Regions from separate parts of the Homo sapiens genome. Here region 1 is linked to region 2. A link is a loop called in an ENCODE intact Hi-C map of the cell type or tissue named here. Cell type or tissue: K562. All regions are shown on one strand. Each heading gives the region's core, and the rest is flanking DNA. Links, peaks and the distances in the headings are about the cores only.

What was found. Hi-C counts contacts between places; a loop is a spot of excess contacts. Peaks named below come from ENCODE experiments on the same cell type or tissue, not always from the same donor. Only the 100,000 strongest peaks of a DNase experiment are listed, where the experiment ranks them.
Region 1: it touches region 2 in a loop (5-fold over the local background); 16 of 110 quality-filtered maps call a loop at or near these places.

The regions. Positions count from the first base shown.
Region 1 is chr19:14,483,323-14,494,278 of GRCh38, reverse strand. It overlaps GIPC1 (GIPC PDZ domain containing family member 1), which reads left to right. Exons shown (of 9, transcript NM_005716.4): 2 at 1,367-1,422; 3 at 2,536-2,623. It also overlaps the pseudogene SNRPGP15. Among named protein-coding and RNA genes, the nearest start is that of GIPC1, 7.3 kb to the left of the region's middle. In K562, for the core only: a CTCF peak has its summit at 7,700 (motif pointing right); a DNase peak (open chromatin) is centred at 7,748.
Region 2 is chr19:14,189,656-14,205,894 of GRCh38, reverse strand. All of the region lies in intron 1 of ADGRL1 (adhesion G protein-coupled receptor L1), which reads left to right. Among named protein-coding and RNA genes, the nearest start is that of ADGRL1, 8.4 kb to the left of the region's middle. In K562, for the core only: CTCF peaks have their summits at 5,490 (motif pointing left), 7,355 and 9,674 (motif pointing left); DNase peaks (open chromatin) are centred at 5,500 and 9,684.

The DNA.
Region 1 (10,956 bases), core at 2,957-10,956, 290 kb before region 2:
CTCTACTAAAAATACAAAAATTGGCTAGGGGCATGGCTCACCCCTGTAATCCCAGCACTTTGGGAGGCTGAGACAGGTGGGTCAAGAGGTCAGGAGTTTGAGACCAGCCTGATCAACATGGTGAAACCCCCTCTCTCCTAAAAATATGAAAATTAGCTGGGTGTGGTGGCGCACGCCTGTAAGCCCAGCTACTCAGGAGGCTGAGGCAGGAGAATCGCTTGAACCCGGGAGGCGGAGGTTGCAGTGAGCTGAGATCGTGCCACTGCACTCCAGCCTGGGCTACAGAGCGAGACTCCATCTCAAAAAAAAATAAAAATAGGCCAGGCGTGGTGGCTTATGCCTGTAATCCCAGCACTTTGGGAGGCCGAGGCAGGCAGATCACCTGAGGTCAGGAGTTCAAGACCAGCCTGACCAACATGGAGAAACCCTGTCTCTACTAAAAATATAAAATAAGCTGGGCGTGGTGGCACATGCCTGTAATCACAGCTACATGGGAGGCTGAGGCAGGAGAGAATCGCTTGAACCCGGTAGGCAGAGGTTGCGGTGAGCCAAGATCGCGCCATTGCACTCCAACCTGGGCAACAAGAATGAAACTCCGTCTCAAAAATAAATAAATAAATAAAAATAAACAAATACAAAATAAAAATACAAAAATTAGCCGGATGTGGTGGTGCGTGCCTGTAATCCCAGCTACTCAGGAGGCTAGGGCAGAAGAATCGTTTGAACCCAGGAGGTGGAGGTTGCAGTGAGCTGAGATGGCGCCACTGCACTCCAACCTGGGTGACAGAGCAAGACTCCATCTCGAAAAAAAAAAAAGAGAGAGAGATGGGCAAGGCCAAGGTCTTTAGGCTGGACCAAGTTTGGAATCACATGGTTGGAGCAGAAGATGAACCCAGAGCAGCGATTCTGCAGGGGTTTGTGGGTCACAGTAAGGAGATTGCAGTTTTTCTTCCAGAAGGTGGGAAACTGTTGTAAAGTTTCAGGCAGGGCAGTGATGCCATCTGGTTTACGTTTTAAAATAGAGACATGAAGTTAAATGACAGCCTGAAGCTGGAAGACAAGAGTTCTGCCAGGGCAGCATGCAATTAAGTTCATGGGCCTGAGCCATCTGTACCACAGGGGCAGTTCCAGCATGCTGGGGCAAGCCTGGGAGGCTTCATGGAGGAGTGGGCCTGGAGTAGGTATTGGCAGGCAGAGAGGGTTGGGATATTCCTGGGCAGGGCAGGGCAGAGGAGGAGACACCCATAGTAATGACAACAGCGTCCTTAAATGGAGTCTGAGGCAGAGTGTAGATGGGATACGTGGGTAATCTCTTTGGATTTCCACAACCACCTTGAGAGTGACAGGAATTCCACCCATTTTTCAGATGAAGAAACTGAGGCCCTGTGATGTGAAGTGACTTGCCCCCCAGCCACACAGCTGGTAAGTGGCAGGGGTGGGATTTGAACCCAGGCCACGAAGCCTCTTATGGCCGTGGCAGGCAGATTCATTACTCACTCACTTTCCTCACTGCTGTTAATGCCTCCTCACGGGTGGGGACACGGAAGCTGGCATGAACCAGGGCAGTGGGGTGGGCAGAGAGAGAGAGTAAGGAGGCTGGGAATTGGTGGTCAGGATGTAGGGATCTTGGGAAAAGGAGGAAGCTTGAATCTTGGTACAGATGGCAGTAGCAAGGCCGGGTGCAGTGGCTCACGCCTATAATCCCAGCACTTTGGGAGGCCGAGGCAGGTGGATCACGAGGTCAGGGGATCGAGACCATCCTGGCTAACATGATGAAACAGCGTCTCTACTAAAAATACAAACAATTAGCTGGGCATGGTGGCGGGCACCTGTAGTCCCAGCTACTCGGGAGGCTGAGGCAGGAGAATGGCGTGAACCCGGGAAGCAGAGCTTGCAGTGAGCTGAGATCGTGCCACTGCACTCCAGCCTGGGCAACAGAGCGAGACTCCGTCTCAAAAAAAAAAACAAAAGATGGCAGTAGCAGTAATTGTCACCAATATTTATGCAACCCTTATTGTGTGCCAGGACTGTTCCAAGCACATGCATGATTTCCTTGGAGCTCAGAGAGGTTAAGACCCTTGCCCAAAGTCACACAGCTATTAAGAGATGAAGCCAGGTTCCAGATTCATGTTTTTAGTTTCCTGCCTCCCAGTGCGTAGAGCTGGCGGAATTGGAGGGATGATGAGGGGTCTTTTCTTTTTTCTTTTTTTTGAGATGGAGCCTCACTCTGTCACCCAGGCTGGAGTGCAGTGGCACGATCTTGGCTCACTGCAAACTCCACCTCCCGGGTTCATGCCATTCTCCTGCCTCAGCCTTCCGAGTAGCTGGGACTGCAGGCGCCCGCCACCACGCCTGGCTAATTTTGAAAATATATGGCTGGGCGTGGTGGCTCATGCCCACCTCGGCCTCCCGGAGTGTTAGGATTACAGGCGAGAGCCACCACACCCGGCCGACACTGATTTTTCTTTCCAGCGAGGTCAGAGCCCGGGGAGGGGTCAGAGCAGAGACAAATGCGACATGACTTATGTTTTACAGGACCATTCTGGCTGCTGTCTGGACAAGAAGTCGTAGGGGGTGAGGGTGGAAGCTGGGAAACCCACAGGAGGCAACCACACTAGTTTAGGTAAGTGATCATGGAGATGGACCAGGTGAGATGAGAGGGTGTGTTAGGGGACAGACGAATGGATGCATGAACAAATGGATACATGAGACTAGGTGCAGGCTGGGTGCAGTGGCTCACACCTCTAATCCCAGCACTCTGGGAGGCCAAGGTGGGCGAATCACCTGAGGTCAGGAGTTCCAGACCAGCCTGGTCAACATGGAGAAACCCCATCTCTACTAAAAATACAAAAATTAGCCAGGTGTGGTGGCACGCACCTGTAATCCCAGCTACTCAGGAGGCTGAGGCAGGAGAATCGCTTGAACCTGGGAGGTGGAGGTTGCAGTGAGCCGAGATCGCGCCATTGCACTCCAGCCTGGGTGACAGAGTGAGAGTTCATCTCAAAAAAAAAAAAGATTGGATGCGGCCAAGCTGAATCCAGCATGGCCCCCTGGAAGAGACCATTGGATAGGAGGCACCAGGAAGTCCCTTTTACATAAGAAAATATAGGCTGAGCGCAGTGGCTCACACCAGCCTTCTTTGGCTCACACCATGTTGGCCAGGCTGGTCTCAAACTCCTGACCTCAGGTGATCCACCCGCCTCGGCCTCCCAAAGTGTTGGGATTACAGGCGGGAGCCACCGTCCCTGCACCCGGCCTAACTAATGTATTTTCTTTCTTTCTTTCTTTCTTTTTTTTTTTTTTTGAGATGGAGTCTCGCTCTGTCACCCAGGCTAGAGTGCAGTGGCATGATCTCGGCTCACTGCAAGCTCCGCCTCCCGAGTTCACGCCATTCTCCTGCCTCAGCCTCCCGAGTAGCTGGGACTACAGGTGTGTGCCACCACGCCCAGCTAATTTTTTTTGTATTTTTAGTAGAGACGGGGTTTCACTGTGTTAGCCAGGATGGTCTCGATCTCCTGACCTCGTGATCCACCCGCCTTGGACTCCCAAAGTGCTGGGATTACAGGCGTGAGCCACCACACCTGGCCTTTTTTTTCTTTTTGAGACAGAATTTCGCTCTTATTGCCCAGGCTGGAGTGCAATGGCACTGTCTCAGCTCACCTCAACCTCTGCCTCCCAGGTTCAAGCGATTCTCCTGCCTCAGCCTCCCTAGTAGCTGGGATTACAGGCATGTGCCACTACACCCAGCTAATTTTGTATTTTTAGTAGAGATGGGGTTTCTCCATGTTGGTCAGGCCAGTCTCGAACTCTCGACCTCAGGTGATCCGCCTGCCTCTGCCTCCCAAAGTGCTGGGATTACAGGCGTGAACCACCGTTCCTGGCCTAACTAATGTATTTTCTTTTTTTTCTTTTTGAGACTGAGTCTCTCTCTGTTGCCCAGGCTGGAGTGCAATGGCACGGTCTTGATTCACCGCAACCTCCACCTCCCAGGTTCAAGCAATTCTCCTGCCTCAGCCTCCCCAGTAGCTGGGATTACAGGTGCCCACCACCGTGCCTGGCCTAATTTTTTGTAATTTTAGTAGAGACGGGGTTTCACCATGTTGGCCAGGCTGGTCTTGAACTGCTGACCTCGTGATCCGCCCGCCTCGGCCTCCCAAAGTGCAGGGATTACAGGTGTGAGCCACTGCACCTGGCCAACTACTGTAAGTTCTGGAGAACTAATCCGGGCTCTTGAGAGCAAGCACTCATTGCTTCCAGAGCTACTTCAAGCCATTCAGGAGAGATCTGGCCCCATAACACAGACACCTCCCACTAGGCCCCACCTCCCAACACCGCACCACCACTTTGGGGATCAAATTTTAGCATGAGTTTCTTTTTTTTTTTTTTTCTCCTTGCCATGTTTCACATTTAATAAGATTCTGTCACTTTAATACATAAAACCCTTTGAAATCAATGTCAACCAGGAAAATTCATGTTAGAAAAAATTGGAATGAGAGCTAATATTGTATATTCAGAACATCTGAAAAAACATTTTTGACTATTACAAAAGTTTATTTAACAAAAAGTCTAATATGAAAATGTACATGACCTAATTTTTACATCATAGTAAAACAGGCCCTATGGAGAGAGGACATGGGTTTCTCTGCTGAACAGCCATTATTTATACTCATTCCAAGGCTTCTAACATGATGATACTATTTCCTCGTATTTCCACCATTCCAATATTTTTCTGTTGTCCACTAGTCGCCATCTCCACACATTCATCTATCACAAGGTTCATAAAGGGATCAAATCCCCGCAATATTCCTTGGACATGTCTGCCACCATTTAATTTCAATGAAAACTTCTTGTCCGTAAATTTTTTCAACTCAGGAGGGTGAGCTTTGCTCATGGTGTATACTCCATGGGCTCACAGATGCCTTGGAACAGAACGCACGGCTTCCCTCACGCTACCGCGGTAGGCCCAGCATCTTGTGCCTGGCGTCATCGACCTCGTTAGCCAATCGATTGTTCGAGCATGAGTTTCAATGGGGCAAACCTTATCCAAACCATAGCAGGCTGGGTGTGGTAGCTCATGCCTATAATCCCAGCACTTTGGAAGGCCAAGGCGGGAGGATTGCTTGAGCCCAGGAGTTCAGGACCAATCTGGGCAACGTAGTGAGACCCGTCTCTACAAAAAATAAAAATTAGCTGGGCATGGCTGTGAACACCTGTAGTCTCAGCTATTCAGGAGGTTGAGACAGGAGGATTGCTTGAGCCCAGGAATTTGAGGCTGTAGTGAGCTGTGATCACATCACTCCACTGCAGCCTGGACGACAGAGTGAGACCCCATTAAAAAAAAAAAATCAGGAAAACATAGCAACCTGTTACCTCCCTGCCCTCATGTTCTCACTATCCCCCCTTCACTCACTGTTCCAACCCCCCAGGCCTCCTCACTGTTCCTCAAACATGCCAATTGCATGCCCAGTTCAGGGCTTGGCTTTTCTTTCTTTTTTTTTTTTTTGTTTAGACCGAGTCTCGCTCTGTCGCCCAGGCTGGAGTGCAATGGCGTGATCTCAGCTCACTGCAACCTCAGCCTCAGGAGTAGCTGGGATTACAAGCATGCACCACTACGCCCAGCTAATTTTTGTGTTTTTAGTAGAGATGAGGTTTGCATGCACCACCATACCTGGCTAATTTTTGTATTTTTAGTAGAGACGGGGTTTCACCATGTTGGTCAGGCTGGCCTCAAACTCCTGACCTCATGATCCGCCTGCCTTGGCCTTCCAAAGTGCTGGGATTACAGGCATGAGCCACCGCGCCTGGCTAGGGCTTTTCTTTGTTTTTTTGAGATGGAGTCTCGGTTTGTCACCCAGGCTGGAGTGCAGTGGTGTGATCTCGGCTCACTGCAACCTCCGCCTCCTGCATTCAAGTGATTCTCCCACCTCAGCTTCCCGAGTAGCTGGGATCACAGGTGTGCACCACCACGCCCACCTGTGTATTGTATTTTTAGTAGAGATGGGGTTTTGCCATGTAGGCCAGGCTGGTCTCAAACTGCTGACCTCATGTGATCCGTCAACCTCAACCTCCCAAAGTGCTGGGATTACAGGCTTGAGCCACCATGCCCAGCCCCAGCTCAGGGCCTTTCTACTGGCTGTTCTCTCTACTTGGGACGTTCTTGCCCCAAATCATTGCATGAATGCTTCCTCCTGTGGTTCAGGTCTCAAGTTCAGCTTCACGTGCTCAGAGACGCCCTCACTGATCTTGTCTATAGAACTTGTCTTGCTTTGTCTCCATATCACTATTAAAAATTATATGAGGCTGGGCACAGTGGCTCATGCCTATAATCCCAGCTCGTTAGGAGTCCATGGCAGGAGGATTACTTGAGCCCAGGAGTTTGAGACCAGCCGGGACAACATAGCAAGACCCTGTCTCTAAAAAATAAAAATAAAAAAATTAGCAGGGCATGGTGGCAAGCACCTGTGGTCCCAGCTACTCAAGAGGCTGGGGCGGGAGGATCACTTGAGCCCAGGAGGGCAAGGGTGCAGTGAGCTCTGATTGCACCACTGCACCTCAGCCTTGGCAACACAGCAAGACTCTGTCAAAAAAAAAAAGGAAAATAAAGGAAAAAATTTATATTAGACATTTACACATTTCCCTGCTCCCTGTGCATTTCCTCTTCCGGACTGTCCACTTCTGGAGGTCATGTGCAGAGCCCCAGCTAGCCTATATAGCATCTGTGAGTGAATTAGAAAGACATCTCTTCGGCCGGGTGCAGTGACTCATGCCTGTAATCCCAGCACTTTGGGAGGCTGAGGCGAGCGAATCACGAGGTCAGGAGTTCGAGACCAGCCTGGCCAACGTAGTGAAACTCCGTCTCTACTAAAAACACAAAAAAAATTAGCCGGGCATGGTGGCGTGCACCTGTAGTCCCAGCTACCTGGGAGGCTGAGGCAGGAGAATTGCTGGAACCTGGGAGGCGGAGCTTGCAGTGAGCCAAGATTGCACCACTGCACTCCAGCCTGGGCAACACAGAACAGACTCTGTCTCAAAAAAAAAAAAAGAAAGAAAGAAAAAAAAGAAAAAAAGAAAGGCATCTCTTCCTCCTGGCAGACACCACACCAAGAAATATAGCTTGGCAGGCAGTGCACAGACCGAATTTCAGTCCTACTTGCCACCTTGGTCTAGTAATTTTGCACAGTACACAACTTGTGTAACTGAACATGGTGGCCCTAGTCAGGGATCTTGCTTTTTTTATTGAAGACAGTATCTAAAATGGTGCACAGAATACAGTAAGTACTAAAAAGAAAAAAAAAATTGTTTGAAGGGAGGGGAGAATGGAGAAAGAGAGAAATAAAGAAGCGGGCCGGGCGCGGTGGCTCATGCCTGTAATCCCAGCACTTCAAGAGGCTGAGGCGGGTGGATCACTTGAGGTCAGGAGTCTTCTGTAGTCACAGCTACTTGGGAGGTTGAGGCAGGTGAATCGCTTGAACCCAGGAGGCGGAGGTTGCAGTGAGCTGAGATCGCACCACTGCACTGCTGCTTGGGTGACAGAGCAAGACTCTGTCTCAAAAAAAAAAAAAAAAAGAAAGAAAGAAAGCAAGAAAGAAACAGAAAAAAAATGTATGTGGTGTAGAAAACAACCCCAAAAGTCTTAGTGGCTGAATTCAGCAAAGATTTGCTTTTTCTTCCTGCTACACTTCCATTGCGGCTCAGCAGGGGGCACCATTCACCGTAGTCATTCAGGGCCCGGCCTCATAGAGTCGCCACCATATCAAATGTGGCTCATCACCCTGCCTGGGAAAGATAGATCTCTGGAGGCTCCAGCACTTAAATGCCTCAGCCCAGAAATGTCATGTGCCACTTCCTCTCACAACCTATTTGCCAGAAATAATCATTTATCTGCCCAGTCACAAGGAGGCCAGGAAGTGCCATCCACCTGTTTGGTCCAAAGGGGGAGAGTCAGAAATTTTTTGCACACAGTGTTAGTGACTGTGGCTGAGAGGAAAATAGAAGCGTAGTCGCTTTCAGCCTCCATTTTCTCATCTGTTCAATGGGCATAATTGTAGCATAACGTGATCCCTGTGTTACAGTGTGGTGTGAGGGTTAAGGAAGGTCACAGGCCGGGCACGGTGGCCCATACCTGTCATGCCAGAGCTTTGGGAGGCCAAAAGCTCCTTGAAGCCAGGAGTTCCAGACCAGCCTGGGCAACAGAGAAAGATCACCTCCTTGCCAGGCGCAGTGGCTCACGCCTGTAATCCCAGCACTTTGGGAGGCCGAGGCAGGCGGATCATGAAGTCAGGAGATCGAGACCATCCTTGCTAACGTGGTGAAACCTCGTCTCTACTAAAAATACAAAAAATTAGCTGGGCATGGTGGCGGGCACTTGTAGTCCCAGCTACTCCGGAGCCTGAGACAGGAGAATGGCGTGAACCCTGGAGGTGGAGCTTGCAGTGAGCCGAGATCGCGCCACTGTACTCCAGCCTGGGTGACATAGTGAGACTCTGTCTCAAAAAAAGAAAAAAAAGAACTCCTTTCTCTCTCTCTCCCTCTCTCTGTCTCTCTCTCTCTCTCTCTCTCTCTCTCTCTCTCTCTCTATATATATATATATATATTTGTTTATTTATTTATTTATTTATTTTTTGAGACGGAGTCTATCTCTGTCACCCAGGCTGGAGTGAGTGCATTGGCACGATCTCTGCTCACTGCCAACCTTCGTCTCCTGGGTTCAAGCAATTCTCCTGCCTCAGCCTACCCAGTAGCTGGTACTACAGGCGTCTGCCACCATGCCCAGCTAAGTTTTGTACTTTTAGTAGAGATGTGGTTTCACCATGTTGGCCAGGCTGGTCTCGAACTCCTGACCTCAAGTGTTCTGCTCACAGCCTCCCAAAGTGCTGGGATTACAGATGTGAGCCATCGCACCAGGCCTACAATAAAATTTAAAAAAAAAATAGTCGGGTGTGATGGTACATGCCTGTAGTTCTAGCCACTTGGGAGGCTGAGAATGGAGGATGGCTTGAGCCCAGGAGGTTAAAGCTGCAGTGAGCCATTATCGTGATCACCCCACTGCACTCCAGCCTGGGGACAGAGCAATAAGAGACCCTGACTCTTTTATTTATTTATTTTTATTATTTTTTTTTGAGACTGAGTCTTGCTCTGTTGCCCAGGCTGGAGTGCAGTGGTGCAATCTCAGCTCACTGCAATCTCTGCCTCCCAGGTTCAAGCGATTCTCTCGTCTCAACCTCTCGAGTAGCTGGGATTACAGACGCCCGCCACCACGGCCAGCTAATTTTTGTATTTTTAGTAGAGACGGGGTCTCACCATGTTGGCCAGGCTGATCTCCAACTCGTGACCTCAGGTGATCTGCCCACCTCAGCCTCCCAAAGTGCTGGGATTACAGGCGGGCACTATGGCTCATTCCTGTACTCCCAGCACTTTTGAGAGGCCGAGGCAGGAGGATTGCTTGAGTCTAGGAGTTTGAGATCACTCTGGGCAACATATTGAGACCCCTCATCTCTGCAAAAAGTGTTTTTTGTTTTTTGTTTTTTGTTTTCTGTTTTTGAGATGGAGTGTCATTCTGTCACCCAGGCAATGGCACGGTCTCAGCTCACTGCAACCTCCGCCTCCCAGGTTTCAGGCAATTCTCCTGCCTCAGCCTCCTGAGTAGCTAAGACTACAGGCACATGCCACCACACCCGGCTAATTTTTGTGTTTTTTTGGTAGAGACAGGGTTTCACTATGTTGGCCAGGCTGGTCTTGAATTCCTGACCTCGTGATCCACCCGCCTCAGCCTCCCAAAGTGCTGGGATTACAGGCATGAGCCACCGCACCCGGCCTGCAAAAAGTTTTAAAACGTCAGCTGAGCATTAGGCACAGTGGTTCACGCTTTTAATCCCAGCGCTTTGGGAGGCTGAGGTGGGCGGATCACTTGAGGTCAGGAGTTCAAGACCAGCCTGGCCAACTTGGTGAAACCCCATCTCTACCAAAAATGTAGAAATTACCCCGGTGTGGTGGCACAGACATGTAATCCCAGCTTCTTGGGAGGCTGAGACAAGAGAATCGCTTGTACCCGGGAGGCAAGAGATTGCAGTGAGTGAGCTGAGATTGCACCACTGCACTCCAGCCTGGGCAACGGAGTGAGACTCAGTCTCAAAAAAAAAAAAAAAAAAAGAGTCAGGGTCTCTTCTTCAAGAATCACTTGAACCTGAGAGGCAGAGGTTGCAGTGAGTCAAGATCACACCGTTGCAATCCAGCCTAGGGGACAGAGTGAGACTCCATCTCAAAAAAATAAAATAAAGGTTAGCTGAGCTTCATGGCATGTGCCTATGGGCCCAGCTATTTGAGAGACTGAGGTGTGAGGATCCCTTGAGCCTGGGAGATCAAGGCTGCAGTGAGCTTTAATTATACCACTGCACTCCAGTCTAAGTGACAGAGCAAGACCCTGTCACAACAACAAATGAAACACACAAGGAAGGTCACAAAGCAATAATCCTAGCTGGTATTATTATTATTATTATTATTATTATTATTATTATTATTATTATTATTATTGAGACAGAGTCTTGCTCTTTTGCCCAGGGTGGAGTGCAGTGGTGTGATCTTGGCTCACTGCAACCTCTGCCTCCTGGGTTCAAGCAATTCTTATGCCTCACCCTCTTGAATCACTGAGATTACAGACATGCGCCACCATGCCTGGCTAATTTTTTTGTGTTTTTGGTAGGGATGGGATTTCGACATGTTGGTCAGGCATCTCGAACTCCTGACCTCAAGTGATCCTCCCGTCTCAGCCTCCCACAGTGCTGGGATTACAGGTGTGAGCTTTTTATTTTATTTTATTTTATTTATAGACGGAGCCTTAGTCTGTCACCCAGGCTAGAGTGCAGTGGTGCGATCTTGGGTCACCGCAACCTCCACCTCTCCAGTTCAAGCTATTCTTGTGCCTCAGCCTCCCAAGTAGCTGGGATTACAGGTGCACAC
Region 2 (16,239 bases), core at 4,811-12,810:
AGGCCGGGGCCTGTCCTGGCCGCGAGGGGGGAGGGGACACGGGAGCCGCGCGGGGCACCGCACCTGAGCGGGAGGGGCGTCGGGGGCAGCCCGCACCTCACCCCCACTGGCGAGGGGCCTGGGAGGGGCGGCCCCCACGGAGCGCCCGGGGCGCGGGGGTGCGGACGGGCTACCGCAGGGTGCCTGGCGGGGGGAGGGGACCGCGAGTGTGCCCGCGCGTGGCTGCGTGTGCCCGCGCGCGCGCCAGCCTTTGTGGGGAAGCGGCGCGGCGGTGCCTGCGTGTCCCCGGTGCGTGTGCGCGCGGGTGCTTGGCGCCCTGTTTGTGTAGGTGTCTGGGTGTGAGCGGAGGGGGTGCGTGTGCGCGCCGCGCGCCGGCCCCGCGCCCCAGAGGAGCCGTGTCGGGGGCTGGCACCACAGGATGCTGGGCGAGGGGGTTGTTTTTCTCTGGGAGGCAGTGGCGCGGGGGATGGGGAGGGGTCCGTCTGGGTGTCCAGCCGGCCGCAGTCCGGGGGGCGCCGCTGTCAGGAGGAGGGGGTGCAGCCGGGCAGCACCTTCTCTCCGTGGTGCCGGGTTAAAGCACGGGAGGCCGGCAGGTTTGATCCACTCGGATTATTCGTGCTTTGAGGACAGCTCCCCACCCCCACCCCAGGTGCGCATTGGATTGAGCTGCGAGGGTTTGGTTGTCATCCTCCCATCTGACGGTCCTGGGACCCGAGTCCAGGCCTGAAGTGGTGGGGTGGGGGGATGCTGTGTTTGCTCCAGCCGTGTCCAGAAAATGCCCTCCCAGGTATCTCTCCAGTGCACCCCTGGCCCCCATCTGAAGACAGCCGCTGGCTACACACACCCCTGTCTCTACACTTCCAGTCCGGGTCCTCACACTGCCCCATCCCTGGCCAACACCTCACTGTACCTGCCTGGACCCTTTCTTCCTGTTCCAACCCCCATCCACCCCCAGCCATGCCAGCTGCGTGGGTGTTTCTGTATCCCAGTTCCAGGCAGGGCCCCCCCTTCCGCCTGGCTTCCACCGGACTCAGAGCTGGGGTCTGTCTTCCCACATCCCACTTCCCAACATGTGTGCCTGGGGGCAGGAGGGGGAGGGGTTCAAAATGGCTGCCAAGATGGCTGGCTCGCGCGCTCTCTCTCTCTCTGTCTGTCTCTCTCTCTCTCTCTCTCTCTCTCTCACTCTCTCTGTCTTTCTCTATCTCTCTCTGTCTTTCTCTCTTCCCCTCTCTGCTTGCCCGGCTCCCTTATCCTGGTAGGGAGTCACTGCTTAGAGGAGGTCGGATCCAGTGGGGCACACCTGAGGGTGAATGTCTATTCCGGGCCGTTGACCTCCATGCTGTTTGGGGACAGACCATTGGTTTCTGCTTCTCTCTCCAACACCCCAAGGGCTGGCATGAGTCTAACCTGACCCCAGACCCCACTCCTTCACCCTGGCTCACAGCCTGAAAGCTCCGTGCCCTCCACCTGCTCTCCAGGGCCTGGCCCCCTGAATTGATCAACCCCACGGAGGGTCCACACCCCTCATTCTCTTCTCCTGTCTGCCCCCGGCAGGGGACTCTGCGTGGGTCCCTGTCAGGCCCCAGCTTTGGGGGGCAGGTGACTTCTCCTTCCTCCCTGCTCCCCTCCCACTAATGCCAAATTTATTACTTAAAAGTAGGATGAAAACAGGGAGAATAAGAGAAGGATTACAACCTTCATTATCATATCGAGAAAATTATCCGTGATTTTCCTAACTAGCAATTTGTCTGCCATGCCGTTCAGAACTGACTTGCCCATTAATTACAGAGATGAAAAATCATCTGGAATTCGGAAAAGGGAACTAATTCCATGGCTGGCAGCGATCGCACCCGTGCACGGAGCCACATACGTGTGCGACATACGTGTGCGCTCACATGTGGGTCCCGGCCCTCCTGCTGGTCTTGCCACCATCTTCCTACCCAGCTTGGTGACCTCCCTCATGGCCCCGCTCGGTCCACCCCATGTGTGTGTGGCATCTGCTCTGGGACACCCCTGCAGGCCCTCTTTCTCTCCAAGGGGCGCCCATCTCAATCCCCACTTCTGGGCGCTTGCGTACCCCGTGATCACCCACGCTGATTCCTGCTCTTGGGGGTGTAGCTGGCGCCCAGGCTTGGGGAGGATGGGGAGCTGGGGACCAGCACACCTGGGCTGTGGAGCCTGCAGGGAGGGGGTGGAAGGGGGGGACTCGAAGCCCAGCTTCTATTCCCAGCCTGCCCAGGGGAGCCCTTTCTCCTGGGGGGCCTTGGAGGACCCTGTGGGCACGTTGGGGAGGAGCCTACAGGCGCCTCAGCTGCACGGGAGTGTGTTTGCATCCAGCAGTTTGGGCTCCTGGCGGGTGGCCTCTCCACCTGCATGTGAGGCTGTGTGACGCTTGCATCTCGGGGCGTCTGCGTCCTCCCTACCCTGCCAGGCTGGTGGCAGAGCATGTGTTGCTTCAGCCCCAGCGCAGGCATCTCGGTGGGGAGGGTGGCAGTGGGTGCCCCTCAAGAGGAACGGGAGGAGTGGGAGCACTGCCATCCCCGCCAGAGCATCGTCTTTGCCCTCCACCCCCTCCTTTCTCCCTGGCGAGACATGTGGCCAAGGACACACAAGGCTCTCGTTTCTGTGTGGGTTCCTCTCACGGATCTGATTTCCAGATGCCAGACACTTCCCCTCCTCCAGCCCCTCTGTGGGGAGGCAGGGGGAGGGGCTCCTGAGGCGGGGGTTCCCTGGGTCTGAAACCCTGACCCCAGTGACCCTGAAGGTGCCGTGGCAAGACAGACAGCTCCTCCCAGGCTGGGTTTGGGGCAAAGTGGTTGCTATTGGGCACCCTGATGGAAGGGGAGAGACGGGTCCTGGAGTGAGGTGGGAGGCCAAGTAGAAACATGGAGGGGGTCCCGGTGTCCCCAGAATCCAGATGTCTGTCTGTCTGTCTGCACCTGTGCATAGGTGTCCTCTGCCTGTGTGGCCTGGATGGTGATCTAGCCAAGGGTGCATGTGGCCACGTGACCATCAGACTCATCCGGTGTTCATAAAGGTCCCTCCTGTGCTGGTGTTTGTGTTTTGCAGAGGGGGTGGTCATGCTGGGGGAGGCAGGGCTGCAAGAAGGAGTAGCTGTCTGTGTGCACACATGGGGCTGTCTGCATCTTTTGTGCACCTGCAGTTGTGTGCTCAGGACTTCTTGGAGCAAGGCTGGGTGCACCTTGTCATGCAATCTGCACACACTTGCCTCCCCACCCAGCACCATGCAGGGGGCGCCATGGGGGGTGGTGGCCATGTCCTGTCCTCATGGAGCTCACACTCTAGCAACACATATGGGGTTTCCATCAAAGCTCTCCTATCAGCTGGGCGTGGTGGCTCATACCTGTAATCCCAGCACTTTGGGAGGCTGAGGCGGGTGGATCACCTGAGGTCAGGGGCTCGAGACCAGCCTGGCCAACATGGTGAAACCCCATCTCTACTACAAGTACAGAAATTAGCCAGGCGTGGTGGTGTGCACCTGTAGTCCCAGCTACCAGGGAGGCTGAGGCGGGAGGATTGCTTGAATCCAGGAGGCGGAGGTTGCAGCGAGCCGAGATTGTGCCACTGCACTCCAGCGTGGGCGACAGAGCGAGACTCATTCTCAATAAAAAAAAAAAACCCAAAACAAAAAAGCAAAACTCTCCTGTCATGTGAGTTGGGGAGAAGGCATGTGTGTCTTCTTTTCGAGGGTAGCCCCAAACTCTGACTGCAGTAGCCCACAGGCTTGGACTGTCCTGGGGTCTGGCCCTTCATGGTCTTTCTGGGCCATCTCCTCCCTCCTCGTTGCTCGTCCAGTGTGCTAAGTGTGATCCTACCCCGGGGCGTTTGCACTGGCTGTTCTGCCACGGAGGACCCTTCCCCAGATATTTTCGAGGCTTTTTCTCCCCCACCCTCTTGAAATATCACCTCCCCAGTAACGTTTACTCCCAGGCACCTTCTGCAAAGTCTCAGCTTCCCACACCCCTCCTGATGTTCAGTACAGCGGACGGCTTTTCACATAGTCTGTAATTTCCTGATGTTCTGCGCTTGTTTGTTTACTGTCTGTGTCTGTGAGGAGGATCCAAGCGCGCGAGGATGTTGTGATTTGCTTTGCTTTGGGAATCCCAGGTGTCAACAGTCATCACTGGCCCACAGTGTGCGTTCAAGAAGTCTTACCTGACCCAGGTGTGGTGACTCACACCTGTAAACCCAGAATGTTGGGAAGCCGAGGTGGGAGGATTGCTTGAGGACAAGAATTTGAGATCAGCCTGGGCAACATAGCAAGACTCGTTTCTAAAATTTTTTTTTTAATAGTTGGGCATCGTGAATATGTACCTGTAGTCTCAGCTGCTCAGGAGGCTGAGGTGGGAGGATGGCTTGAGCCCAGAGGTTTGAGGCTGCAGTGAGCTATGATTGCACAAGTGCACTCCAGCCTGGGCGACGAAGCAGGATCCTGACTCTTAAAAAAAAAAAAAAATGCCCCTGCCTTCACTGTCTCCTGTTCCAAAATTTGGGGGGAGATAAAAATTCAATAAATAGATGCCCAGGCCAAAAATAACCTTGCCCCCCCCCACCCCGCCAAAAAAAAAAAACAAAAAAACTCAGAATAGCCAGTGCCCCTCCCTCAGAGGCTAAAAATACCCTGCAGGTCACAAATGATCAGGTCAGGAAGCCAGATGGATTCTCCTTCTTATCCCTTGAGGAGGTGAGGGGTCCGGGGCTGGCTTTCCCAGACAGGATTTCCTAGACGATTTCCATTACTCCTGACTTCGGCACTGCATCATTCTCTGTGGGAGGCTGTCCTCTGTACTATAGGATGCTCAGAGGCCACCCTAGCCTCTTCCCGATGGATGTCAGTGACACCTCCAGCCCCACAGTCGTAACACCTCAGAAAGTCTCCAGACATTGCTAAACATACTGGGATCAGGGGCAGAATTGTCCTGGGTTGGCAGTGATGGCTGTAGAGTAGAGGTTGCCAGTGGGAAAAAGTGGCCCACGCCTGTAATCCCAGCACTTTGGGAGGCTGAGGCAGGAGGATCACTTGAGTCCAGGAGTTCAAGACCAGCCTGGGCGACAAAGCGAGACCCCCTTCTTTACAGAATACAAAATTTAAAAATTAGTTGGGCATGGTGCCGCACGCCTGTCGTCCCAGCTACCCGGGAGGCTGAGGCAGGAGGATCACTTGAGCTGGGAGGTCAAGGCTGCAGTGAGCTGTGATCGCGCCACTGCATTCCAGCCTGGGCAACAGAGCAAGACCCTGTCTCAAAAAAATATATACGTAAATAAAATAGAGTAGAGGTTGGCTGACTTTTCTGTAGAAAGCCCGATGGTAAATCCTGCAAGCTTTGCGGGCCGCAGACGGGTTCTGTGGCCTGTTCTCTTTTCTCTTCTTCTCTTCAGTCCTTTAAAAATGTAAACACCATTCTTAGCTCACCAGCTGTACAAAGGCAGGCGGGGGCCTGACCATGGTTGGCCGACCCTGCCCCAGAACGCCCCCTAGTGGCTTCTGGGAGTGAAGGCTGGGCAGAGGGGCGGCCCCATTTGGGGAGCAGTTGTGTGTTTAAAGTACAAGGCGAGTCCTGCACAGTCTGTTCCCGGCACCTCCCTGCTCTCACCTCCTCCCACTCTCCTCACCAGCTCACAACCCGCTTCCTCGATGCAGCTGCCACCGTTATTCAAACATATAGGCACGGTCCAGCCCCAGGGCCTTTGCACGGGCTGTGACCCTGCCCAGGATGCTCTTCTAACTCTCCTGAACTGAACACCTGCGTGCTCCTCTCTCAAATTCACAGGGGTTTGCTGAAATGTCATCTTCTCCAGGGGAGATGGCCTTTCCTGATCATCCTGTTGAAAATTGCAACAGCCGGGCACAGTGGCTCATGCCTGTAATCCCAGCACTTTGGAAGGCCGAGGTGGGTGGATCACCTGAGATCAGGAGATCGAGACCAGCCTGACCAACATGGTGAAACCCTGTCTCTACTAAAAATACAAAAATTAGCTGGGTGTGGTGGTGAGTGCCTGTAGTCCCAGCTAATCAGGAGTCTGAGTCAGGAGAATCGCTTGAACCTGGGAGGCAGAGGTTGCAGTGAGCCAAGATCACGCCATTGCACTCCAGCCTGGATGACAGAGCAAGACTCTGTCTCAAATAAATAAATAAAATAAAATAAAATTGCAACAGCCGGGCACAGTAGCTCGTGCCTGTAATCCCAGCACTTTGGGAGGATGAGGCGGGAGGATCGCTTGAGTTTGAGACCAGCCTGGGAAACATAACGAGGCCCCCATTTCTACAAAAAAATTAAAAATTAGCTGGGCACGGTGGCACACGCCCTGTGGTCCCAGCTACTTGGGAGGCTGAGGCAGGAGGATCCCTTGAGCTCAGAGGCTGTGGTGAGCTATGATCCCACCACTGCACTCCAACCTGGGCAACAGAGTAAGACCCTGTCTCTAAAAATACGATTAAAAAAAAAAACACACACACTCCCAAACCCACACACACTCATAGCCACTTTTCCTGGCTTTATCTTCTTTCACAACACTGGTACGCTATAGAATCGACTTTTTTGTACCCAGCCCCTCAGTGTCTGGCACATAGAAGATGCTCCAAAAAAGATGTGTGGAATTGCCGAAAATTATTTCTAACCCCCACAGCCACCCTGGGAGGCTCTCGTTCCCCAGCTCCCCCGTGGAGAGACAGAATTGAGAGGAGTGACGTGGGTGTCCTGTCGTGCTGACATGACGGCGCACAGCCTGGATTTGAACCTGCAACTTAAGGGCGCTATGCCGGAGGCCTCTTCTCTCCTGCCCTGCTAGGCACCATGCCCCTGTCTCCTGGTCTTACCCTGCCCCTTACCTGCCAGCATCTGATGAGGCAGGGGGATCCCGCCTCTGTGCCCTCTGCTCGGGCCCTAGCTTCTAGAACTCTTTTCAGCTCTGCTCTGCTGAGCTCAGAGTGCAAAGGTTGGGGCTGGACAGTGAACACTTTGGAGTGGAAACAGACCACAGGCCACTGTGGTGTGGACGTGCCATGATGGTGAGCGCAACAGAGTTGCAAGTCAGGGAAGGCTTCCCGGAGGAGGGGGCTTCCCAGCTGCAACCTGGAGGGGGAGGAGGGGTATGGTGGAGGGGAAGGAGCATCTGTGAGAGAGAGGGGCTGCCCTGAGGTCAGACAGAAGATGGTGGCTCAAAGGGGAGGAAGGAGAAATGTTTCACAACTGCATGTGGAGAGAAGCTGGAGGCTGCTGGCTGGACTTGTGACTGTGGGGCTGCCAGGGCCTGTGGCAGGGGTGGGGGTAGAGGTAGGGGGTTTGCGTCAGGATCCAGATGGCAGGGTGAGAATGTTTAGCATGAGCTCCCTCTAGCTGCTACGTGGGAGAGAGCCATAGTTGGCAGGAAGGGAGGCCAGGAGGCCAGAAGGGAGGCCAGGAGGCAACCAGCAAGGTGGGGGCCAGAAGCAGCCAGTGCTTGGTGGAAGCTTCAGGTTTCTGGCTTTGACAGCCCTGTGGACAAAAGGCAAGGGACAGGTGGGGTAGAGAGTACCCTCCACTCCCAGCAACCCTCCCCACACACAGTCTGATCTCCACCTCTGCGGCCAGAGGACACCTGTGAACACCCGAGCCAGATCCCATCCCTCTGTTCAGGATTCCCGATGGCTCCCACCTCTCTAGAAAGCCAAAGTCCTCCCTGAGGTCCACAAGGCCCTGTATGGCCTCTGTGACCCCCCTCCCCAGCCGCCCTCACCTCCTTCCACTCTTCCCCTTGCTTGCAGGGCCCCAGCCACATCTCAGCACATTCCTACCCCAGGACCTTTGCACGTGCTGTTTCCTCTGCCCAGAATGCTCTTTGCACAGGTACCTAGATGGCTCACCTCCTCAAGACCTCTGCCGAAATGTCACTTTTTAGGGGAGGCATTTCCTGGCCACCCTGTCTACAGTTGCACCTACATGTATACCCCCTGTCAAGCACACCTTCCTCCATTGCACTTGTGACCAGTTGGGAACTCGGTAAACATCCACTGAATAGATGATCTGCTTTTTGGGTCTATTTCATCTTCATTCATTAAACAAATGAATAAGCATCCACTCCTTGCCCAGGGTTGGGTATGCAACAAGAGCCAGCCCAACCCACAATGGTACTTTCCCGTCAGAGTCCCTCGATGGTGGGGAAGACAGACATTTAACAGCTGAGCCCAAGTCCAGTTAGGGGAGCAAAACACAGAGACCCTGTGTGCTGTGAGAGTGGATATGAGAGATACGAATGCTGTCCTCTGGGCAGAGCCCTTTGGAGGGAGAGCAGAATAAGGAACTGTGTGTGAGAGAGAGACAGACGCTGAGTAGAAGTGATGGGAAGGTGGCAGGACAGCAGGGCCTGAGATGCCATGTTAGAGCATCACAGGCAATAGGGAGCCATGGAGGGTTGTAGGCAGGGAGGGGTGTAATTGGATTTCCATTTTGCAAAGATCGTTCTGACCTCAGGGTAGAGACTGGATGGGACGGGGTGGCAGATAGATGGGGAGATGAGGGAGAAGGTGTTGGGGGCGGGGGCAGGGAATTTTTTGAACGACCCCTACCCCTCTGCAGTCCAGTGCTGCTTGGTGGCCGGGGTGACCTTTATTTTATTTTATTTAGAGACGGAGTCTTGTTTTGTCACCCAGGCTGGAGTGCAGTGGCATGATCATAGCTCACTGCAGCCTTGACTTTTTGGGCTTGAATGACCCTGCTGCCTCAGCCTCCCGAGTAGCCAGGACCACAGGTGTGTGCCACCATGCCTGGCTAATTTTTAAATTTTTGTAGAGACAGGATCTCACTGTGTTGCCCAGGCTGGTCTCAAACTCCTGGACACAAGCAATTCTGCATTGGTCTCCCAAAGTGCTAGGATTACAGGCATGAGCCACTGTGCCCAGCTCCAGGGTGACCTTTAAAAGGTTCTTCGTTGAACAATTATATTTCAGCTTCCTGCTTGTGCCAGGCGCTGTGCTGAGTGTAGTATGCAAACCCCACCCTGCAGAGCCAGCATCTAGTAGCAGAGAGTTCATAAGCAAATAAAATGCATGGCGTGCTGGTGATAGGTATGGAGAAATCAAGTCAGGACATGGTGTAGGAGTGTGGGGGCCAGCAGGACCTTGCTGAACTAGTGATGTTTGAGGAAAGACCAAAAGGAAGATGCAGGAGGAGCTGTGAGGGGATCTGGGGAAGAGAGAAACAGCCCGTGAAGAGGCCCTAAGGCAGAACAGTGCCTGGTGTTTCACATTGTACAGGGCTTGTTTGTTTTTTGTTTTTGAGATGGGGTCTTGCTCTGTTGCCCAAGCTAGAGTGCAGTGGCATAATCTCAGCTCACTGCAACCTCCACCACCCGGGCTCAAGAGATCCTCCCACCTAAGCCTCCCGAGGAGCTGGGATCACAGGCGTGTGCCACTATGCCTGGCTAACTTTTTGTATTTTTGGCAGAGACAAGGTTTCACTATGTTCCCCAGGCTGGTCTGGAACTTCTGAGCCCAAGCAATCAGCCCTCTTCAGCCTCCTGAAGTGCTGGGATTACAGGTGTGCGCCGCCACATCCGGCCCAGTGCAGAGCCTTTGTATGATACAGACTTTGGCTTTTGGTCGAGTGAGGTGGGAGCCACGGAGGGTTCTGAGCAGAGGAGGGAAGCGGCTGACTTAGATGCTCACACGCGCCCTCTGGTGGCCCTGGGGGAAACATACTGTAGACAGTTTCATTTTGCAAAGATTGTTCTCGCCTCGAGGTAGAGATTGGATGGGACAGGGGTGGCAGATAGATAGGGAGACGAGGTGTAGACAGTGAGGTGGGGAAGTGGGGTCCAGCCAGGAGATGATGGGGCTGGACCAGAGAAGCTGAGGAGTGGCGAGAGGTGAGTGGACTCTGAAGGAGTAGCCACAGGACCTGACGGGGCTGGATGTGATGTGAGGGGAGAGGGATCCAGGATGACTGTCCGGTTCCTGAGCCCCTGGAGGGACTGGGCTGCCATCCACTGAGCTGGAGGATGGGGCAGGGACTGGAGATGCTGTGAGAACCCTGCCCTGCCCGAGGATCATGTACCTGGGCCCTCTCTGGGCACGTGCTCTGTCTCTGCGAGGTAGGTCTGTTAGTCCCTGAGCAGCAATGGGGAAATAGGTTCAGAGAGGCCAAGTGCTTGCTCTGAAGCTACACAGCAGATTGAAATTCAGGGGCTTCAACTCTCAGCTGATCCTTCATAGTCACCCCAGGGCCTGCGGCTTCCTTATGGACCTGCCGGATGCCTGAGGGCTTCCTGAAGGAGGCGGGCTCATGGGCGGCTGGGTTTGGGGAGTGGGCAGGAGGCAGGAGATGCAGCCAGAGGGCTGTGTGTGGAGGGGCCGGCTGCTGCCAGGAAGGGAGGAGACCATGAAGGGGGCCCAGATCCCAGATCCCCACCTTGGTTCCCCCACCCCCCACCCAAGGCACTCAGACTCCCACCCACTCGAGCACGCAGAGGGTTGCCATGGCAACTGCAGGCTAGGGCAGGCTAGAGGCGCCCCCTCTCCCCCAGCAGCCGCTTCTCCTCCTGTTGCTCTCCCCATCCCCATCACAGGGCACCCGAGGACAGAGTCTGGGCCTCAGTGGCCCACCCTGCCGCACCGACCCTTGACTTGAGACAGACGCAGGGCTTAGATGCGAACATACAGGCAGGTGTGCAGCCCCGTTTCCCATGGGTGAGATAGGGTCGCCTATGGCTGGGTGCAATGGATTCCTGGGTACACCTGTAATCCCAGCACTTTGGGAGGCTGAGGCGGGAGGATCGCTTGAGCCCAGGAATTCAAGACCAGCCTGGGCAACATGGTGAAACCTCATCTCTACAAAAAACACAAAAATTAGCCGGGCATGGTTTTGTGTGCCTGTAGTCCCAGCTACTCGGGAGGCTGAGCTGGGAGGATCACTTGAGCCTGGGAGGATGAGGCTGCAGTGAGCTGAGAGTGCACCATTGCACTCCAGCCTGGGCGACACAGCAAGATCCTGCTGTCTCAAAGGAAAAAAAAAAAAAAGAGAAGAAAGAAGGAAAGAAAAAAGAAAGACAAATAAGGTGACCAGAGACTACTGAGGTGCAAGGTGGGGACGGACACAGGTGTGGGCTCACCTGGCTTCCCAGGTGTAGAACGTCCAGGCGTGACCAGCTCTGAGGTTGCATAGACACTCAAATACAGTGTGGGCCCGGGGGTGGGGGCTCTTCTGGCCCCCCAGGATCCCCCCACAGCTCACCAAGCCCAACCTGGGGAGCCAGCCCTCCCTGGGTTCAAGCCCCCTTACCAGTTGAGTGTCCCTGGGTATATCTCTTCAATGACAGGACCTCACTTTCCTCCTCTGTAAACTGTGGGTACAAGCATCTCTCCTTCCTAAATGGTTATTAGGATTACATGAGTTACACGTGGAAGCTGCTCGGGCTGGCACTTGGAGCTGTCCGTCACTGTCCCAGGCATCTCAGGTGGTTCCTTGCTGGAGAGCCCAGCTAGATGCTCACCCTGTCGTTTGCTGTTTCCTGTAAATGGTTTCTTTAAAGTTCTGTGGCTCAGGCCCTTGCCCCCATCTCTGCCTCCCTCCTCACTCTCTTTGTGTCCTGACTCCCTATATGAATTTCCTAGGCTCCCACAACAAATTACCACAGACGGGACAGCTTTAGCAACAGAGACTTTATTGGTTTTTTTGTTTATGTTTCAGAGATGAGGTCTTGCTCTATTGCCCAGGCTGAAGTGTACTGGTGCGATCACAGGTCACTGCAGCCTCAGCCTCCCGAGCAGCTGGGACTACAGGTGCATCCCATCATGCCCAGCTACTTTTTTATATTTGTTTGTAGAGCTGGGGTCTCACTGTGTTGCCCAGGCTGGTCTCAAACTCCTGGGCTCAAGCAATTCTCCCGCCTTGGCCTCCCAAAGTGCTGGGATTACAGGCGTGAGCCACTGCAGCCAACAACAGAATTGTGTCGCCTCCCAGCTCTGGAGGTTGGAAGTCCAAGATCAAGGTGTTGTCAGGGTTGGTTCCTTCTGGGAGCCTTCAGGCAGAATCCGTTGCAGGCCTGTCTCCTGGCTTCTTTTGGTCATTAACTGGCAATCTTCCCTGGCTTCTAGAAGCATCACTCTGATCTCTGCCTTCATGGTCACATGGTCTTCTGTGCATGTCTGTGTCCAGGTTTCTCCTTTGTATAAGGGCGTCAGTTGTTGGATTAGGACCCACACTAATGACCTCATTTTAACTTGATTATCTCTGTAAGGACTCCAGATGTTCCCAACACAGTCACATTTGAGTTATCAGGAGTTGGGACTTCAACATATCTTTTGTATTTTTGACATGGGGTCCCACTCTCTTGCCCAGGCTAGAATGCAATGGTGCAATCAGAGCTCACTGCAGCCTCAACCTCCTGGGCTCAAGCAACCCTCCCCCTTCAGCCTTCCCAGTAGCTGGGACTATAGGCACGTGCCACCGTGCTCGGCTAATTTTTGTGTTTTTTGTGGAGATGGGGTCTCACTATGTTGCTCAGGCTGGTCTCAAACTCCAGGGCTCAAGTGATCCTCCCACCTTGGCCTCCCAAAGTACTGGGGTTGTAGGTGTGAGCCACTGTGCACTGTGCCCAGCCTGAGTTTTTTTTTTTTTTTTTTTTTTGGCGGTGGGGGCGGGGGGCCATATTTCAATCCTCCCCCTCCAGAGGCCTCAGGGATGGTCAGGCCTGGGTCTCCCGGGGGACACCCACCACCTGCCAAGCTGAGGCTGGTTCCTGGGGGTGTCTGGAGCTTCCTAGGGGAGCCACTCTGGGGAGAGGGCGTCGTGCTCCTGGGGAACTCTGTCTGTACCCCTAAGGCAATGGCACCCTGCCTGTGGGGGTCAGGCGTGGTCCCCCAGGTCACAGGGCAGACGCCCCATCTCCAGCTATCCTCACTGCCGTCCTTAGTCACTCCCCTGTCTTCAGTAAGTTTTTGCTTGGGGACCCACTGTGTGTTCAGGGAACCAGGAGACAGGAGTCGGGGAAACCAAGTTCCAGCCTCAGGAGTTTCCATTCTTCTGGGAGTAGAAAGAAAATCTAGAAGGCTGGGCACGGTGGCTCACGCCTGTAATCTCAGCACTTTGGGAGGCCGAGGCGCGTGGATCATCTGAGGTTGGGAGTTCGAGAGCAGCCTGACCAATATGGCGAAACCCCGTCTCTACTAAAAATACGAAAATTAGCCAGGTGTGGTGGCCTGTGACTGTAATCTCAGCTACTCAGGAGGCTGAGGCAGGAGAATCACTCGAGGTTCTTGAATCACTTGAGGCGGAGGTTGCAGTGAGCCAAGATCACGCCAATGCATTCCAGCCTGGGCGACAGAGCAAGACTCCGTCTCAAAACAAAACAAAGAAAAGGCCGGGAGCAGTGGCTCACGCCTGTAATCCCAACACTTTGGGAGACCAAGGCAGGTGGATCACCTGAGGTTGGGAGTTCAAGACCAGCCTGACCAACATGGCAAAACGTCATCTCTACTAAAAATACAAAAATTAGGCAGGCGTGGTGGCGTGTGACTGTAATCCTAGCTACTCAGGAGGCTGAGGCAGGAGAATTGCTTGAACCTGGGAGGTGGAGGTTGCAGTGAGCCGAGATCGCGCCACTGCACTCCAGCCTGAGCGACAGAGTGAAACTCCGTCTCAAAAAATAAATAAATAAATAAAATAAAATAAAGGAACTCTAGGAGTGGTCAAGTAAAAGTATGGAGCAGGGATGGGATGGATGAGGTTATGGACTAAATTGTATCTTCCCACCTCCCTCCCAAATGCAGAGGTTGAAGCCCTGACTCCCAGCGTGAGTGTATTTGGAGGTAGGCCCTTGAGGGAGGTAGTTAAGGTTAAATGAGATCTTAAGGGTGGGGCCCCCTACTCTCAGAGGACTGGTATCCCAATAAGAAGAGAGAGGCCGGCGCTTGTGGCTCATGCCTGTAATCCCAGCACTTTGGGAGGCCAAGGCAGGAAGATCGCTTGAGGCCAGGAGCTCAAGACCAGCCTGGGCGACATAGCGAGACCCCATCTCTACAAAAAAAATCGAAAAAGTAGCTGGGCACAGGAGCACGCACCTGTAGCCCCAGCTACTCAGGAGGCTGAGGCGGGAGGATCCCATGAGCCTGGGAGGTTGAGACTGCAATGAGCCGGGATTGTGCCACTGCACTCCAGCCTGAGCAAGAGAGCCAGACCTTGTCTCAGAAAAAAAAAAAAAAAGAGAGAGACAGCAGGGATCTGTCTCCCTTTATGCATGTCTAGAGAAGAGGCCCTGTGAGGATATAGTGAGAAGGCGGAAGAGAATTTCCACAGAAACTGAATTCGCTGGCACCTTGATCTTGGCCTTCTGGCCTCCAGAACTAGGAGGAAGTAAATTTCTGCTGTGTAAGCCGCGCAGTCTATGGCACTTTGTTATGGCAGCCCGAGCTAATAGAGAAGGTGACAATGGGGACAAGGGATGCTTCACCCTGTCTGTGTGCCAGGAGCATCCCGAGTGTCTCGTGTGTGAATTTGTCCTGTTGCACAGCTGCCCTCTGAGGTATCCCCGTTTTACCAAGAAGAAAACAGAGACACAAGAGGTCACAGCATGGCAAGGGATGCACAGGCAGGCGGTGACTGCAGGGCACTGTAATACAGGGTGGCAGAGGCCCATGTCTGCGTCTCTGGGGAGGACACCTCTGAGTCTGAGGGACACAGATGGGGACAGGCTGAGGCTGGAGGGTGGGAACCCGCATGGCTGGAGGGAGACAAGGCGGGAGTCAGAGGTGTTGGAGGGGTTAAAGCAGAAGACCCACCACTCAACATTGTCTTTTGTTTTTGTTTTTGTTTTGAGACGGAGTCTTGCTCTGTCGGCCAGGCTAGAGTCGGTGGCGTGATCTTGGCTCACCGCAACCTCTGCCTCCCAGGTTCAAGCAATTCTCCTACCTCAGCCTCCCGAGTAGCTGAGATTACAGGTCCCCGCCATCACACCTGGCTAATTTTTGTATTTTTAATAGAGATGGGGTTTCACCATGTTGGCCAGGCTGGTCTTGAACTCCTGACCTCAGGTGATCTGCCCTCCTCGGCCTCCCAAAGTGCTGGGATTACAGGCGTGAGCCACTGCGCCCGGCCAAGATTGTCTTTTAAAACACCCCTCTGGAATGGATGAACCTGGAGGACATTATGCTAAGTGAAATAAGCCAGACACAGAAAGACAAATAGTGCATGACCTCACTTATCTGTGGAATCTAAAAAAGAATTGAACTCGTAGAAGCAGAGTAGAGCAGTGGTTATGGTGGTGAGGGCACAGGGGAAGGCGGGGGATGTAGGTCAAAGGGTACAAGCTTTCAGCTTTCAGATAAACACGTTTTAACCAGGCAGAATGGCTTGTGCCTGTAATCCCAGCACTTTGGGAGGCCAAGGCGGGAGCATCGCTTGACGCCAGGAGTGCAAGGCCAGCCTGAACAACATAGCAAGACCCTGTCTCCACAAAAAAATTTAAAATCAGCCAAGCATGGTGGCACACACCTGTAATTCCAGCTACACGGAAGGCTGAGGTGGGAGGATCTCTTGAGCCCAGGAGTTCGAGGCTACAGTGAGCTTTGATGGTGCCACTGCACTCCAGCCTGGGCAACAGAGCAAGACCTCATCTCTAAAAGAAAAAAGTTCCAGAGACCTAAGGTACAGCATGGTGACTATAATTAATAATAGCAGGCCAGGTGTGGCGGCTCATACCTATAATCGCAGCACTTTGGGAGGCCGAGGCAGGCAGATTGCTTGAGCTCAAGAGTTTGAGACCAGCCTGGGCAACATGAGACTCCATCTCTACTAAAAATACAAAAATTAACCAGGCACGGTGGTGCCCACCCGTAGCCCCGGCCACTTAGGAGGCTGAGGCACGAGAATTGCTTGAACTGGGAGGGAGAAGTTGCAGTGAGCCAAGATTGCGCCACTGCACTCCAGCATGGGTGACAGAGCGAGACTCCGTCTCAAAATAATAATAATTATTATAGCATACTGTTTTCTTGAAACTTGCTGAGGAATTAGACTCAAGTGTTCTCACCACACACACCAGAAAGGTGTCTAGGTGAGGTGTTGGATGTGTTGTTAGCTTGGTTGTGGTAATCACTTCACAACACATAATGGATATCAAAATATCATGTAACCTTAAATAGATGTAATTTCTATTTGTCAATGATGCCTCAGCAAAGCTAGGGAGAAAATAAAAAGGATCCTTCTGTGCAACAGCCCGCATGTCCATTACCGATGACTGGATAAAGAA